Regions from separate parts of the Mus musculus genome. Here region 1 is linked to region 2. A link is a loop called in an ENCODE intact Hi-C map of the cell type or tissue named here. Cell type or tissue: gastrocnemius. All regions are shown on one strand.

Evidence for each region. Hi-C counts contacts between places; a loop is a spot of excess contacts. Peaks named below come from ENCODE experiments on the same cell type or tissue, not always from the same donor. Only the 100,000 strongest peaks of a DNase experiment are listed, where the experiment ranks them.
Region 1: a loop joins it to region 2, with 2.1 times the contacts of the local background. A loop is called at or near these places in 5 of 42 quality-filtered maps.

What each region holds. Positions count from the first base shown.
Region 1 is chr5:147,491,355-147,499,354 of GRCm38, reverse strand. All of the region lies in intron 5 of Pan3 (PAN3 poly(A) specific ribonuclease subunit), which reads right to left. Among named protein-coding and RNA genes, the nearest start is that of Pan3, 65 kb to the right of the region's middle. In gastrocnemius, no CTCF peak of the experiment used is centred here; DNase peaks (open chromatin) are centred at 2,220, 3,195 and 3,608.
Region 2 is chr5:147,426,627-147,434,626 of GRCm38, reverse strand. Pan3 (PAN3 poly(A) specific ribonuclease subunit) reads right to left here and starts at 4,471. Exons shown (of 19, transcript NM_028291.5): 1 at 3,618-4,471. The coding sequence starts at 4,047. In gastrocnemius, no CTCF peak of the experiment used is centred here; DNase peaks (open chromatin) are centred at 3,797, 4,195, 4,486, 4,891 and 1 more place; H3K4me3 peaks cover 3,558 bases; H3K27ac peaks cover 2,680 bases.

The DNA of each region.
Region 1 (8,000 bases), 65 kb before region 2:
CCCACTCTAGATCTTTATCCATCCCATTGTTTCTTTGTTTCTTTTTTTTTTCTTTTTTTTTTTTTTTTTTTTTGGTTTTTCGAGACAGGGTTTCTCTGTGTAGCCCTGGCTGTCCTGGACCTCACTTTGTAGACCAGGCTGGCCTCGAACTCAGAAATCCGCCTGCCTCTGCCTCCCAAGTGCTGGGATTAAAGGCGTGGGCCACCACGCCCGGCTCCATTGTTTGTTTCTTGAATTGAGAACTCTCACAATTTCTCCTTGGCCCATGTCACACCTTGTGCTCTGGGGTCAGTAAGTATATTAGGGATCAGTTGAACACACTTCAATATTCACACAGATCGATCTCTTCTACATGACAAATGCACAGATAGTATATAAAGAGGGGACCTGATGGGACACAGCAAGATGCAGGGATATTTCATTTTACCATTCAGAAATCAAAACCTGTCAACTAGTTCTGGAATTTATAATTTCACAGTTTTATATACACATTTGACTAACAGATCAGAAATTGGATATGCTGGTGACTGTTAAAAATTTACATAAATTTTAGTTTGAAAAATATTTAGTAAAGATCCTGTTACAAGGAAAGGTATATGTTCCGATAGTATAAAGATCCTCCCCAAAAGATTCCTCATTCAATTTTAAATAAAATGAATCATAAATAAAAATAAAAGTTTAAACAGTTCAGAGAAGGAAATGAACAGGTAGTATGATCAAATACAGAGCCAAAGCACAGGGGAATTCTGCAAAGACTGACTCTACACCAAAGAACTGGATGTAACTATAGAAGTAGTATACACAGCCAAACAGAGTGCAGCAGAGAAGAGTGGCTGGGCGAAGTGAGGGGCAAGCAGCAAACAGACTGCAAAGGCTGCTATGAGAGTGCAGCCTTACTGCCCGAAACCCTTTCTATAACAGTCATGTTGAGATGATCAGAAAATAAATAAGGTGCTAAGGTACTAAGTGAGAAATTAAATTCTTAAAATCAGAGTGGGTCCCAGTCAAGAATTCACTCGCTTTTATTTATTTGTGTGTTTGTTGTTATAAACAGTGTTTTACTCACTACTACTAGGATCTGGCCTGGAAATCACAAACCTACCCCAGCCTTCTTGTGGGTGGTCCTGGGGCTGCTTATATTTTGGTGTTAATTCTGCTCCCTCAAGAGGGGCTGCTCCGACGAGGAGTGGATCACTTACTCAGGTGATTCCATGTGAGCCTTCTCCCATTTTAACTGTCAGATAAAGGCTAGAGCCTGCAATTGGGCAGTGAAAGGAAAGATGAGGCTGGAGGTTTGGGGGGGGGGGGGGGGGAGAAGACGACAGAGGAAGTGAAGGTGGAAGGAAAATGGAACTAAACCACAAGGCCCAGAGAAGCCACAGGAGCAAGGGCTCATAGCTGGGGAATAGAGTAGTGTGCTGGTGAATCTGCCCAGTCTAGGCAGGCAGCTCATAAATACTGTAACTGAGCTGTGTGTTTTACCCGGGCCTATTGGGATTAGAGATTTACTGCCATACCTTTCTGATGGCTTGGATTACAGCCTTGTACTACCATGCCCAGAAAGAAATGTATATTTGGTGGAGGGGGGCGGGGAGAGAAAACTTGAGCTTAAGTGCCTTTTAATTGGACAAAAGGGGGAAAATGTGGGTATGCTGCTTCTTAGTAAATTGTGCAAAGATTAGAGCCATGTTAATTTTCATAAGATTTCAATTAGGTCTTTATAGCACTAATAGTTCAAAGCAATAGTGCCTTCTTACTGAATACTAGTTTAAATTATTAAAGTGGAGCAGAAAGAATTCGTTACATATTGCATATAAAACAAACACTTCCCTCTTTTGGAGGGGGGCAATGCTTTCCCACTAGCTTTAGTATATACAACAATTGTACAACAAGACCAGTCTAAACATCTGCTTAAAAGCTTGTACACAAATCTGCCCTCTGATATATTACTCATATAATTCAGAATCATTTTTAGTAGTTATATATGAGAAGCAAAAAACACTTGGGCTAACTTTAACATCCCCAAATTTTCAACATTTAAAATACTGGGGATGTGCTAATATTTCCTTTAACAACATTTAGTTTAATACAACATCTAAGCGTTTTTGACTAAAGCATTCTTCATGACACAAGCGCATGTGGATGGGCTGTGTGCATCCATGCAGAGAGGTGAGCATCTGCTCTCCTCCTCAGCTCCTCACCACTGTGTATTTTGTGACAGGTTCTCACTGAACTTGGAACTCACCAAGGGCAGACAGACAAACTGGGCTGCAAGGCGGAGGCTCCTCTGTCTCTGCCTCCCAGTGCTGGAATCCCAGGAGCACGTGAACCCTGCCCAGGGTGTAATGAGTGCTAGAAACCCAAACTCAGACACCAACTTTATCCACTGAATCCAAACTCCAGCCCAAACACAAGGGGTTTTCTATTTCAAATGTGTTCTTTCCATAGAAACAAAGAGAGAAACATAGAAACCTAGAAGAAGAAGAAGAAAAAAAAAAAAAAAAAGAAAACCTCAGGAGCTCTCACAACAGGGATATTAGATAGATTTCAGAAAGAAAATGTGTGCTTGAAAGACCATGAAAAAAAGCCAGCATCACCTTTACTCTGACCAGATAAAAAGTTAAAAACACAAAATCTGCAACATAATAAAATCCATACAATCAAAGAATATCTCTCATTTATAGGAGAAAAAAAAAATCACAATCCCAAGAATAAAGTTATTACAGGAAACAATATACTTGAGAAAAATCTCCAAAACTTGTATTTTTTATCTAGAGAGATGGTCTTGCTGTTTAGTTAGCTAGCCAGGAATAGGTAATCCTCCTGTGTTAGCCCAGGCACTGGGCTTATAAGCATGAATCACCAGACTCAGTGCAGAACCAATTGTTAAGTAACAAGTGGGGGTGAGGATGTAACTCAGGGGTAAAGCACTTGCCGAGCAGAAGGTAAGGTCCTAGGAAGTACCTAACAGAATTTAAAACTAGAATACGAGTACACAAGCAATAGAGGAGTAACATATTAAACAAGGACAGAAAACTCTAGCCATGAATAGTACTTTAATTCGTCATTGTTAATTTAAGAAAAGGCCTTCAAGGAGTGAGTGGGTGCCACGGGCACAGGTGGAGGTCAGAGGATAGTTGTGAATGGTTGTTTTCTCCTTCCACCAAGTATTTCCCTGGCATCAAATTAAGTTTGTTGGATTTGGCACCAAGCCCCTTTACCTACTGGGCCATCTGGCTAGCCCTAAAATAACTTACAAAAGGTAAATAATTTTCTATTGTTAAGGCACACAAAATCTTGATTCACAACAGAACAATGCTGGATCCAAGACTTTCCAGGGTTTGTGGTAATTGATGACATTCTTATTTTGAAATCCTTTAATAGCCAAATGAGCAGCTATCAATTAATCAGTAAATCAAGAATTAAAAATTATGAAATGAGACCATAAAGATAAACTTTGTTGGGAGCTGGAGAGATGGCTCAGTGGTTAAGAGCACTGACTGTTCTTCCAGAGGCCCTGAGTTCAATTCCAGACAACCACATGGTGGCTCACAACCATCTGTAATGGGATCCGATGCCCCCCTCTGGTGTGTAGGCATACATACAGGCAGAACACTGTATATACATAATAAACAAACAGATGCCAGGTGTGATGACACAGGCCTACAATGAATTCCAGCACTTGAGAGGAGGCAGCAAGACTACTGTAGGCCTGAGCAATGCCAGCCTGAGGGATACATACCAAGATCCCTGTGCCTTGGGGGAGAAGAGGCAAGGGTGTCTTTCACATGAAGCAAATATAAACAAAAACTAGAAAATGTTTCATATTAATCAGGTGTAGCTACTTACTAATCGTCATTATATCATATAAAAAGTAGTTTTTCTGGGAGGCACAAGCAGGCGAGTTTGAGGCCAGCCTGAACTACAAAGCAAGGTCCAGGAAAGCCAGGGCTATGGAAAGAAACTCTGTCTTAACAAACAAACAAACAAACAAACTGAAAGAACACCAAACAACTGCCCCCCCCCCCCGAGTGATAATTGCTTCTACACCTTCTCAGAGCTTTGTTAACTTCCCTAAACCGTAAAAAACAAACACACACAAACAAAAACCTTTCATAGGAGATATGGGAATGTGGCCAAGATAAGTGCAAGTTAATCTATGTCTGGTTTTCCTGTTAATAACTAGACAACTTTTAAAGTATAATCATACTTCCCTTTGGTTAAGCTGCATCAATGACAGAAAAGATACATGGACGTTAGAAACATCCATGCATGAATCATAAAGTGATTATGAGACCTAAAGCTTCCTCCCATCCTGAACAACCAAAGTCCTACATTGTCCACTCACAGCATCGACGCCCAAGTTTTATCAGTCGTGTACTTTTCAGCAGGATATGGTGGAGACTCCCACCCATAGGATCACTTTCCTTCCGACATCGCCATATCCTGATCTTCCTTCCCTTCAACCTAACAAGCCCTGCCCTACAAACAGCAGAATCGCTTCAGCCTTCACCCTTGCAATATCGTGTACAACACAGAAATCAAACCCCTAAACTCTGTGTAACTCACCCACCTTGCTCACGGTCTTTTATGTAGATCTTTCTTTTGCCTCTAATGTTTGAAGAAAACAGAAAAGTGACCTGGGTGTCCTCAAACCTGCTCTAAGACCTGAGATGACAGGCTCTTCTGTGGTCTTTTCACTGGTAGCATTTAGATTACTTCAAAGGAACATCAGAACAGAGTGGGGTGCTTGCTTCAGCAGGAACAGCTAAAACTAGACTGTACAGCAAAGATAGGCATGCCCCCCACACGTGTGAGAAACCAGCCTCACCAACACAGGCATGCCGTGTTTTCTCTCACAAGCCGAATCTAGATTTTAAAGTAGTAGAAAGGTAGTGGATTGGGGAAAGGACAGAAAGGCAGGAGAAGTAACAAACTTAAAACTCTTACTTTGTGCACTAGTATATAAAAAGATGAAGTGTTAGAATGAGCACATGAAAGGATGGATACCACATTCATTTTTGGAAGCAAAAGAACAATTTTTTTTTCCTTCTCAGTTCACGTAGAGGTAGCTAGGTCAGTTACTGTAGCTGCTTTGATAGTCTTTTATCAGCAAAAAAAGGAGATAGAAGTGGGTTACAAAATTAAAATACAGACTCAAAATACTTAAATAATACTTCAAAGTTTTCAATTGTAAGTACTTTGCATCAAAAGAGACAGAACTCTAGCACAACTACTTAAGTAGCGTAGCATTGATCCTGACTGGAGAGAGGCCACAGGACAAAGTCCCAGCTTTCCCACGTACTCTTCTACACGCAGCTTCTAGCTGACTAGAGAAATGTTGAGAAGAGATTTGAACACCTGCCCTCAACTATTTTATAACTAAGAAATGCACTTCTGTTCTATGTAGTCTCCGCATTGGGGAAGTGTGTCTACAGCTTAACCCACATAGTTGTTTTAATAGCACGTGGGCATACTGCCCCACCCCCAACAAGTGACCACTAATAGTTACTAGTTTCAGAACCAGTACTCTAAACATGGAAAGTTATTTATGAAATGGGGGGGGGGGGGGGCGCACAGCGCGTGCAGGGGGCAATCCCATTTTAGTAACGTCAGTGTGTGCAAGATTCATGACCAAATAACCTAGAACTAAGTGCTCAGGATAACCCTCCTCCCACATCAGAGGTGCTCTTAGGAGTCTTCACTGCATGTTTATGTATAGTAGGAACAAGAAAGGGCAAACGACGTCTGTAGTCCTCCTTTCACTGAGACCCTTTACATGTGCCCTGTCCTCTAAGACAACTATATGCACATCTAAAAGACAAAAGGAGTAACAAAAATAACCTTAATAATCAAGCTAAGATTCAAATGATAACTGAGCAGGAAGAGCTACAACCATCCAGATGACTCACTCATCCAGATGACTCCTGCAGAGTGAGGCCTGCCCCTTAGCTACACAAGCAACCACAGCAGCAACTGTACTCTGTAGGCTTTCTCCACGGGGTGTCTACAACAATAAGCTGAAAAGTGACAAGAAATGATGGTGACTGGAGCTGTAAACCCATTTGATTAGAAGCAGGGAGAAGGACTGACTTTTCTCTCTCCACTCACATTCACCTAAGGCTCACAAATGATCTAGGCTTTTGTTAACATACGTTCTCTCTGCCTCTCAGTTCAGTCACGAGCAGAGTTCACTAATGCAACAGGCTCTTGCCGACAGAACTCCCTTAATGTCCACCTATAAAACAAAGGTAAACTAGGTAGGATTTTTATTTCCACACAAGTATGGCAAGGAAGATCACAGGACATTCAAATCCCTTTCTCATCTAACAGAAGAATCACCATTCTGTTTTTGTTATTTCTCTTCATAGTTTTATTTCTATAACTTGATTTCTACACCTTAAATGTCACTGAACAATACCATTTCAGATTTTAAACTGTCTTCATTCAGAAACAAAGTAGTATATAGAAAGCCAAAGGACTATTTGGTAGAACTGTCCAGGTTTCAAATGTGTCAAGTCATATTCATTATCAACAATACAATCATATCTAAGAACTACAGGCGTTTGCTATAGATGTAGGTCACTGAATCTACCAATTACCATTGAAGGGAACCTACCCCTTCCCATCCAGCCCCTCCCTTCAGCTCAGGGACAAGACAGCCAACAGAATGGAATGCACACTGGAAAACCACAACTGGACCTCTCAAGTCTAACAGGTAAATTAAGCAGGGCCCTCCCCAGCCAGTAGCATCTTAACTACTAGTAGCTAGTTAAGCCTTACCTGACATGACTCCAAGCCAGCTGCAGCAGCCACATCCCCCTCTGCGCCAAAAACGTCTTGCCTCTCAGTTTCCTGAAATTCCCAAGTAGGACAGGAATACAACCAGATAGCATCCCCAACCTGGGTATGGTCTAGAGTTTCACTGCCAGCAACCTTCCCCAGGAGACCAGTCTGTGTCTGCACCTGCACTCACGCAGCAGCCGCTTTTGGGACCAACTCTACATTAGAGGACAACAAAATGCTCCTCTGCTCAAAAACTCTTGACGGCCCTGATCTTAACAGTAAAATAACTGTTAACTTTTTACATTTGTTTTTAATTAAATAAAGTAATTCTCAAACTAGATAACCTTAAAAGATTTGAAAGATTATGCTGAACATACCTGAAAAACAAAGTGGTTACAAAAAGAAGGACACGTGCAACTTTAAAATAATACTTAACAAATCCTTCAAAGCTGCTAATAGGAATGATCAGTACCTAACCACACAGACTTCTAGTTCTGATGCTCTGAAACTTTGAGATTCGTTTGTTTGACTTATTCAACTATATAAATTAAACATTAATTCTTAAAAGTTCTTCAAAAATACTTACTGAATTATTAAAATTCACTGTATTCAAGAAATGTACATCAGCTAAGAAATTATTTCCCAATAAAAAATTGGTTTTTTTTTTGAGTAAGCTTTATTAAGCACTGCAAATACTTAAATTTGTGGTAGATTAGAAACAAATAATAGTACTTTATAAAAAATTATAGTACTTTAATCAAGAATGATCTCTATTAAAAGAAATATAAAAACAATTCAGAGAAATCAATTCAGATTAAAATTTCAAAATAAATTTGTGGTAGAATTACTTAAGAATTTCATAGAATCAATTTTAGGGTGGTTTTGAAAAATAATTACAAGGAAACGTGTTTGAATTTCTCTCCTGCTCACCATGATTATGTTTAGAACGCATCAATCTATGAGTTTGCAATATCACATTCTTAATGGACACAAGACAATTAAGGTCGTAGCCTCTGAACCTTCATGCTCTAACTCAGGGATTCTGAACCATCAGATGCCCGCTGTTGGTCATTTCCAGCTGAACATAGCTGGATATCCGCATATGAATACAGCAGATACAGCAGGCAGACATAGCTGTGGGTTTCATTTTACCCACAGCATTCTCTCATCCTTACAATTTATAGAAGGTATTTTTTTAACCTATACATTTTGTC
Region 2 (8,000 bases):
TCTACAGAGAAGAGTCCCAGGACAGCCTGCTGAGGAGGATACCTCTCCACACAGGCCAGTACCTTCATGTTGGACTTTTCAACCTCCAAAACAGAGATATGCTTCCTTTCCTTGTGGTTTCCTGTAGCCCAGCAAGCCCCTAACTCTTATGTGACAAAGGATGACCCTGAACTTTCTGACCCTCCTGCCTCCATCTACCAAGTGCTGGGATACAGGGCTGCAATTCTTCCTTCCTTCCTTCCCTTTTTAGATACATACGTACTTATTGGGGACGAGTGGCAATACAGTTAGTCTGCGATCAGAGGACTTACAGGAGTTGGTTCTTTCCTACTACCGTGTGGGTCCTGAGGATTGAACTCAAGTTTTAGTTTGACAAATGCCTTTACCTTCAAAGCCATCTTGCCAGACCCTGAAATTCCTGTTTGTTTGTTTTTTTATTAAATTGTTCAATCTGTGTTTTTCGGTTATAGCAACACAAAACTGGACTATGTTTAAACAGGAACTTCAATTAAAAGCTTAAAAATATATACACATGAATATACAATTCCACAGAGGCCAGATGGGGGAACATAAAAATCTATCAAGTAGCAGTTCCACTATGATCTCCTGCCCAGTTACATTATTATTAAAGATTCACTTGAAGAATGCTCTAATAGCACATCAACTAACACAATCCAGATGTTTCTAAATGGCAATATTTGGAATGTGTCATCTATTTTAATTTCCTTGTACACTTAATTAGTTGGTGAAGGCTATCTTTTTTTTTTTTTTTTTTTTTTTTTTCCCGAGACAGGGTTTCTCTGTATAGCCCTGGCTGTCCTGGAATTCACTTTGTAGACCAGGCTGGCCTCGAACTCAGAAATCCACCTGCCTCTGCCCCCTGAGTGCTGGAATTAAAGGTGTGCGCCGCCACCACCACGCCCGGCTGGTGAAGGCTATCTTAAGAGGCTATTTGAGAACAGATTGAATAACTAAGTGTACAAATACAGAACAGCCATTAACTGAAGCCTAGCACAGTGGAAAGGTCAATGAGAAAAGGAGGATGGTGGACTATTATGTTAAAGAAATGTCACAAGGCCAGACAAAGTGACACATGCCTTTATTCCCAGCACTGGGGAGGCAGAGGCAGGCAGATATCTGAGTTGCAGGACAGTCAATGATACATATTAAGATTCTGTCTCAAAAAAAAAAAACAAACCAGAAAAAGAACCACCTGATCCCAGCTATTTAATCAGCTATTAAAATGACAGTATTTAAATGTCCCTAGCATTAACCACCTATAGTCTAAAGATTCTATCTCAGTTGCTTTCTGTTGCTCAGATAAGGAGCGCACCCTCCTGAGAGGAACCCCTAGGGTTTACTCCACCTAAATATACCAGATAAACATGGACACAAGTACACTGTCCTCACACACCCGGCACACATGTACACACGTGTAGCAGCATCACACACCTGGCACACATGTACACACATGCAGCAGCATTACACACCCGGCACACATGTTCACATGTGCAGCAGCATCCCACACTCGGCACACATGTACACATGTGCAGGAGCATCCCACACCTGGCACACATGTACACATGTGCCATTCCTTCAGCTCCTTCCTTCACTTAGTTCTATCCGACCTTCCCAGTTCTTGTGTCCAACTGCGACCTTAGAAAGATCACACGTTAAGGACCAGCACTTTTAGGTGTCCTAGTTTGGAAGGCAGTCACTATGCTGGTTAATTTTTGTCAACTTGACACAAACCACTCACCTAGGCAAGGAAGACTTCCCTCTAATAAACTGGTCTGTGGACATTTCTGTAAGGCATTTTCTTGACTGTCTACTGATGGAGGAGGACCCAGTCCATTAACAGCAGTGGGCCTAGGCTTAAGAAATGTAGCTGAGCAAGCCAGAGTGACAGTATGCAGCCTCCTTCCTTGGTCTCTGCTTCAGTTGCTGCCTCCAGGTTCATACCTTGAGCTTGTGTGTGGCTCCCTCAATAACTGACTCTAATGCATAATAAACCTTCCCTCCTCCCCAAGCTGCTTTTGGTTATGGTGTTTTAAAGCAGCAACAAAAAGCCAACTTAGGACAGATACTGTTTTTTTCATTCCTTACCAATCAAACATTATCCTTAAATGAACCAGAGGCACAACTTCATTTCATACAATTTACCTTAAACAAAAGCTCCACTGGGCATGATGGCAAACCTATACTCCCAGCTCATGAGGCTGAGGCAGGGGGATCAGACAAGTGTGGGCCACAGAGAGAAACCCTGTCTGAAAAAAGAAACAGAAGAGGAGGAAGGGGGCAAAGACAACGCTTGCTTGTTAAGCCTTAGTAGTTAAAGTGCCTACTGCCAAGGCTGACCACCTGAGTTCCAGCTTTAGGACCCATGCTGTAGGAGGGCAATGACTCCCCTAAACTGTCTGTCCTCTTACCTTTCTACATTCATGCTATGTGAGAGCACACTGACAATGACACACACACACACATACATACATACATACACACACACACACACGTAATTTTTAAAAAATTAACGGCTACATCCCACCAGGAAATTAACTTCTTTACAAAGCATCTAAATTTATTACCATTTAAGCTTCGGTAAACAAGAGACCAAAAAAAAAAAAAAAAAAAAAAAAAAAAGAAAAAAAAGAAAGGGGGGGGGCTGTTAAAAATAAATTATCCCAGTAAGTAGTAAACCACTTTATCAGGTTGTTTGTGTTAAAGACAGATTGTTCTGAAGTTCAAGTTAACTTGACTATCAAGTTATCACAAGATCTAAAACTAGAGGAAATCAAGCATCTAATTCTAATGTTCAAAGCATTTACAGTAACAGCAAACTCCACTTAACTTAACAGCTATAACGTACACAGCCCTAAATTCTTCTCACGAAAGCCTTCGGGGTGCGAGACGCTCTTGAGGCCCAGTGCTGAGCAAGTTCACTCGGTATAACGCCATGGGAAAGACAAGATCCCTGCAGACGCCCAGTTCACTTACTCTGGCTTTCCAGAAACCTGCCTGAGCGCAAGTCTTGGGAAATTCCTAACCTAAGCTCTCTATTAAACCTGTGCTTACTTAAAAATAAATAAATGAATAAAGCTGATCTTCATACACCTCTCCTCCCCGCACCCCCACCCCTGGCCCCGGACATCCTTTAGAAGGAGTTCCCAGCCGGCAACTTTCGGCAGCCCGCGCTCCACGCGAGCACGCACCGACACATGTGCTCGCAGACCCAGCCCCTTTCCACGCACACGCGCGCGCGCGCGCACACACACACACACACACACACACACAAACCCGGAAGCGACACCCCCTTGCTTCCACTCCGCAGCCCATCCCCCCTGCTCCCCGCACCCCACTCCCAGCGCCCCCCACCCCACCCCAATTACACCACGACCGTCCGTCCACCCACGCTCCCGGGAACCCGCCTCCCCTAGCTCCGGGGTTTGCCCCGAGCGGCGGAGCCCAGAGAGGAAACAGGAAGAAGGAAGGAGGGCTGCGCAGGGCCTAGGCCTCTCCTGCGGCCCGGAGGTGAGGGGAAGCGGGCAGGCTCAGGCCTCCTCCCCGCGCCCGGACCGCACCAACCCCGCACCGCACCACCCCGCCCGGGCCTCACTTACTCGCCACCCGCGGGCCATCGAGTCCGCCGCCCGCGGTCGCCGCCCCCGGGACGCCCAGCTCCGGCTTCTTGGGCCCCGCGGGCGGCCCCGCTCCCCCGCCCGGGAGCGCTCCCGGAGGAAAGGCGGCCCCGGCCGCGGCCGCTAGCGCCAGCGGGACGCTGTTGCTATGGAGGCCAAGCCCCGGGGCCGCGCCGGCGGCTGGGTCCTCGTGCAGGAACTGACACTCCTCGCCGTAGAAGCACGTCTTGTCCTTGGCGTAGTAGCGGCAGTACTTGAGCTTCACGCCCGCCGCCGCCGCCGGCCCGCCGGGGACGCCCCCGACGCCCGACGAGGCCGCCACCGCCACCGCCACGGCCGCCGCCAGCGAGGACGACGACGGCGAGGCAGCGGCCGAGGGCGGCGGGAGGCCACCGCCGCCGCCACTGTTCATGGCCACGCCGCAGCCGCGTCCCCCGCCGCCACCATAGACGAGGGCGGGAAGGAGCCGCCGCCGGAGCCGGATGGAAGCCGGGCGGGCGGGTTGGGCCCCGCTGAGGGAGCCGGAGCCGCCCGGGGAGGGGGAAGGGCGGGCGGGCGGCGAGCAGGGATTCTCCCTCTCCCTCTCCGCTGTCCTTAAAGGGGCCGCGCGGGACGCCGCGGTGGGCGCGCGGCCGGGGCTGCGGGGAGAAACGACCCTGAGGCGGCGGCGACCGGAAGCTGTGGGGCAAAGGCACGGCGGGAGGGAGCCGCCGGTTTGTTTTTAAACTCTTGCCCTCCGCTCGCTCGTCGGCTCGCGCTCCGGGTCCTCCCGACTTGTTTATGCCATTTTCCTCTTCCTGAGACGCTCGCCGCCTCTGCGCCTGCGCGAGTGGCGCGGGGCCTTGTGGGTAGGAGGCCTGGCCCGGGGGTGGGGGACCGCAGGCGTGGCCCCCACGGGGCGTCCGCGAGCTGACCGGAGGCGGTTGCTTCAGCCCGAGCCCTCGGAGGGAGGCCTTCCCCACGGCGGCGGCGCCGAGGCTCTCACGAGACCCGGTGGTAGTCCGCTTGGAGGGGAAAACACAAAATGACAGTCCGTCTCAGGTCCTTGGAAGGGGACGCAGCCCAACCTCGCTCCCCGGAGAGGAGAGTTTGCTTCCGTTTGTCACGTTTCCTCTCCCTTTCCCTGTGCTCCGCCACCCCTCTAGCCTTTGTTTTTTTTTTTTTGTTTTTTTTTTTTAAATCCTCCCCCTCGAAGGTGATGGACTACTGGCCAGATAGCCTTAGCTTCTGGGCTCTTTGTCAAAAGATGGAGCCAGAACCCTGGATGCCACCAAACCCCTGCTTAGAGCAGCACCTGTTTCCTCCGCTTTGATGGCCCTCGGGATTTTTTTCTCTCAAAGGTGCCACCTGGGACAGTGCTACCTTGGCAGCACGGGAAGACCCAATTCCAAATGTGCTGGAATGTTTTCCTACTCTGCATTCGAAATTCACTTTTTAAAAAAAAGTTTTCCCCTCATTGATTTCCAATTTGCTCCCCCCACCACCACCTTTTTTTAAAGGGGAGAGGCGTGAAGACAATTGAACCGCAGTGAAGTGAAAAATTGATATTAGGGTTTTAGAAATCTTCTCTAAAAGATTTTCTCAAAAGACAAATCCCTGTTATGAAAAGGACGGGTGTGGGCAGCATTTAAGGAATCGTGGCAGCCTGACGAAGTCACAAAAGAATATATAAAGTTTCACACTGCCAAAAGGGTGAGGTTGAGATGCATGCTATATAGATCCCAATCTGGTAAGCCTAGTGATGCTGCCCAGGGAAATTCTAAGCTGCTATCTCTGCGTGGACGCAGTGTTCACTCATTTAAATATCCAACAGGTATTTGTTAATGTTAATTACATGTTCCCAAGGAGCTGGGGATGCAAAAGTTAACCAGATGCAGTCGGACCTGAATTCAGAGGGCTTATTTATCCTCCGGCTAATGAGGCATAAGATGTGAATTAGTGTCTAGTGTTAACATCAGCTGTTAGAGGGGATTTAAAGAGTTGAACTCCTACTGAGAACTGTTGGGGAGTGGGGAGAGTGTTTACAGCATCCTTGAATTCAGACCTGCCTTTGGAACCTGCTTGCTTCTCTGTGTCTCCTTTGTACATTTGAGATTAAGTAAGTATCCACTTCATAATGAGCGAAGTGGTTCATAAAAATGTCCCGTGTTTGGGAAGAATTCAATCTAGCACTTGCTTTTTATTGCTGCTAGGTGTGTAGAGAAAGAGCATTCTAGCCGAAGCTAACAGCTTGTGAAGGAGGTCTCCAGGTGAATGGGGGTAGGGTTTTAGTAGTGTAATGATATCACACAGCTGAGCAGAGTTCGCAGAAGTGCTTTTCAGGCAGTATTAAGGGATTGGACTTTTTCTTGAAGGCAATTAGAAACTATCACAAGGTTCCAAAATGCTAAGTAGCAACATTCACATTTCCTTTAAGAAGAAAAGGGATCCCCGGGCTGGTGAGATGGCTCAGTGGGTAAGAGCACCCGACTGCTCTTCCGAAGGTCCAGAGTTCAAATCCCAGCAACCACATGGTGGCTCACAACCATCTGTAACAAGATCTGACGCCCTCTTCTGGAGTGTCTGAAGACAGCTATAGTGTACTTACATATAATAAATAAAAATAAATCTTTAAAAAAAAAAAAAAAGAAAAGAAAAGGGATCCCCATAAGAACGCCGAGAAGCAATAAAAGAAAGGCAAATTGTCCCTGAGCAGGGGAAGGCCTGAAATTGCCCAAAGTTTATTCATTCCAATCCAGGGCGTACCTAGTGAGTCGTGTGTGCTGTTTGTATTGGATGCTTCATTGGTGTTAAATAAACGTGCATGTCTTAAAGACTTGCCATGGAAGGTGGTGTTTCAGGGCTTGATAAATTTAAGCTACATTCAACATATTGTTCAAACTAACCTTAAATGAGAATCAATGATGATTACATACCAAGCAAGAGCTATGCTAGGCTCTGACATAACAAGACCTGGCCTGAGGATGGTTCAGTCAGGAAAACACTTGCCTTGCGATTGGAAGAACTGAGTTCCAGTCCCCAGAATCCAAGTAAAAATTGCTAGGCATAGTGGTGTGCATATAACACCAACGCTGAGAAAGCAGAGACAGAAGAGCCCGCTGTGCTAGCTGGCCAGCCGATCTAGCCTAATTGGTAGTAGCTGGAGGCCAGGGAGAGACCTCATCTCAGAAAAAGTGGACAGCCTTTCCAAGGATGACACTTGAATTTGTCCTCAGACTTTCAGGTGTACCCTGTACACACATGCACATACATTCATAAAAAAAAAGTATATAGATATAAAATTAAGATGTGTAAGACTGAGCCTCAGAAGTTCACAGGTAGTCATTAGAAGAAGCAGTATTAAAGTTTGTCATCAGTACTACATTTAACAAAATTATATTAAACTATCCTGAACAAATTAGAGAAAAGTAGACTGAGATACTTGGGCAGCTTTGGTAGTGTCAGATTAATCACAATCAAATGTTACACAGTTACCCCTGGGGGTCCTTAAGTATGCAAAGGGTGTCGAGAATGATACATATCCAAATACTCTCTCCTTCACTCATGAATCAGAATTCAGTTGGAGGAACGGGAGTACTTTAACATCACCGATGGCATACTCCCCCCACCCACAAACACATACACCCTGAAAGTAAATTGGCTATAATTTCCTTATCTTGGAAAATTAACAGCTTAAAATACCACTGTTGTCCTTAAACAGATACACACTAAGAAGGTAGCTCTCCTAAGTTGTATATTATAGTGTGGTCATTGCAGTATTACTCAAGAAAGCCAACAAAGAAAGTTGCAAGTAACCCAGACTATAAATGCAAAGAATAATGAAATCAGTAGTGGAGTGTCAACTTGGAATATTATGCAGCTAAAAAAATAGCCATGAAAACTTGCATTTATGATGCTCTGTTAATATTACATGATACAACATTATATTTGCTTTATATGTAATGTTTTGAAAAAATAGAATAAGGATCAGAGTAATTGCTTCCAAACATTAGCCATAGTTTTATTAAGGTGATAAAAGTACATAGATATAGATTAAAAGTATATACCACCACTCCCTACCATGACTTTATACTTTAGTCTCTCAATTCTGAGAAGTAGGTATGTTGTATTCATTAAATTATCCTCTATTTTAGGTTCAAATAAATTAAAAACAATTGAATACTCGTTGGTCATTTCTTTCTACATTTTCATTATATTTTGTCAAAGACTGGTTCAAATTATTAATTTGTACCGAAAAACTTTTTGCTAACATTGGGGAGGTTTAAGAAATAGTCTTTTTCAGAACCTTGACTGTGTTGACGTTAACACTGAAGTAGGACATACCACCGCATGTGCCAGTTTCCCAACTGACACTTCCTGCCAGCT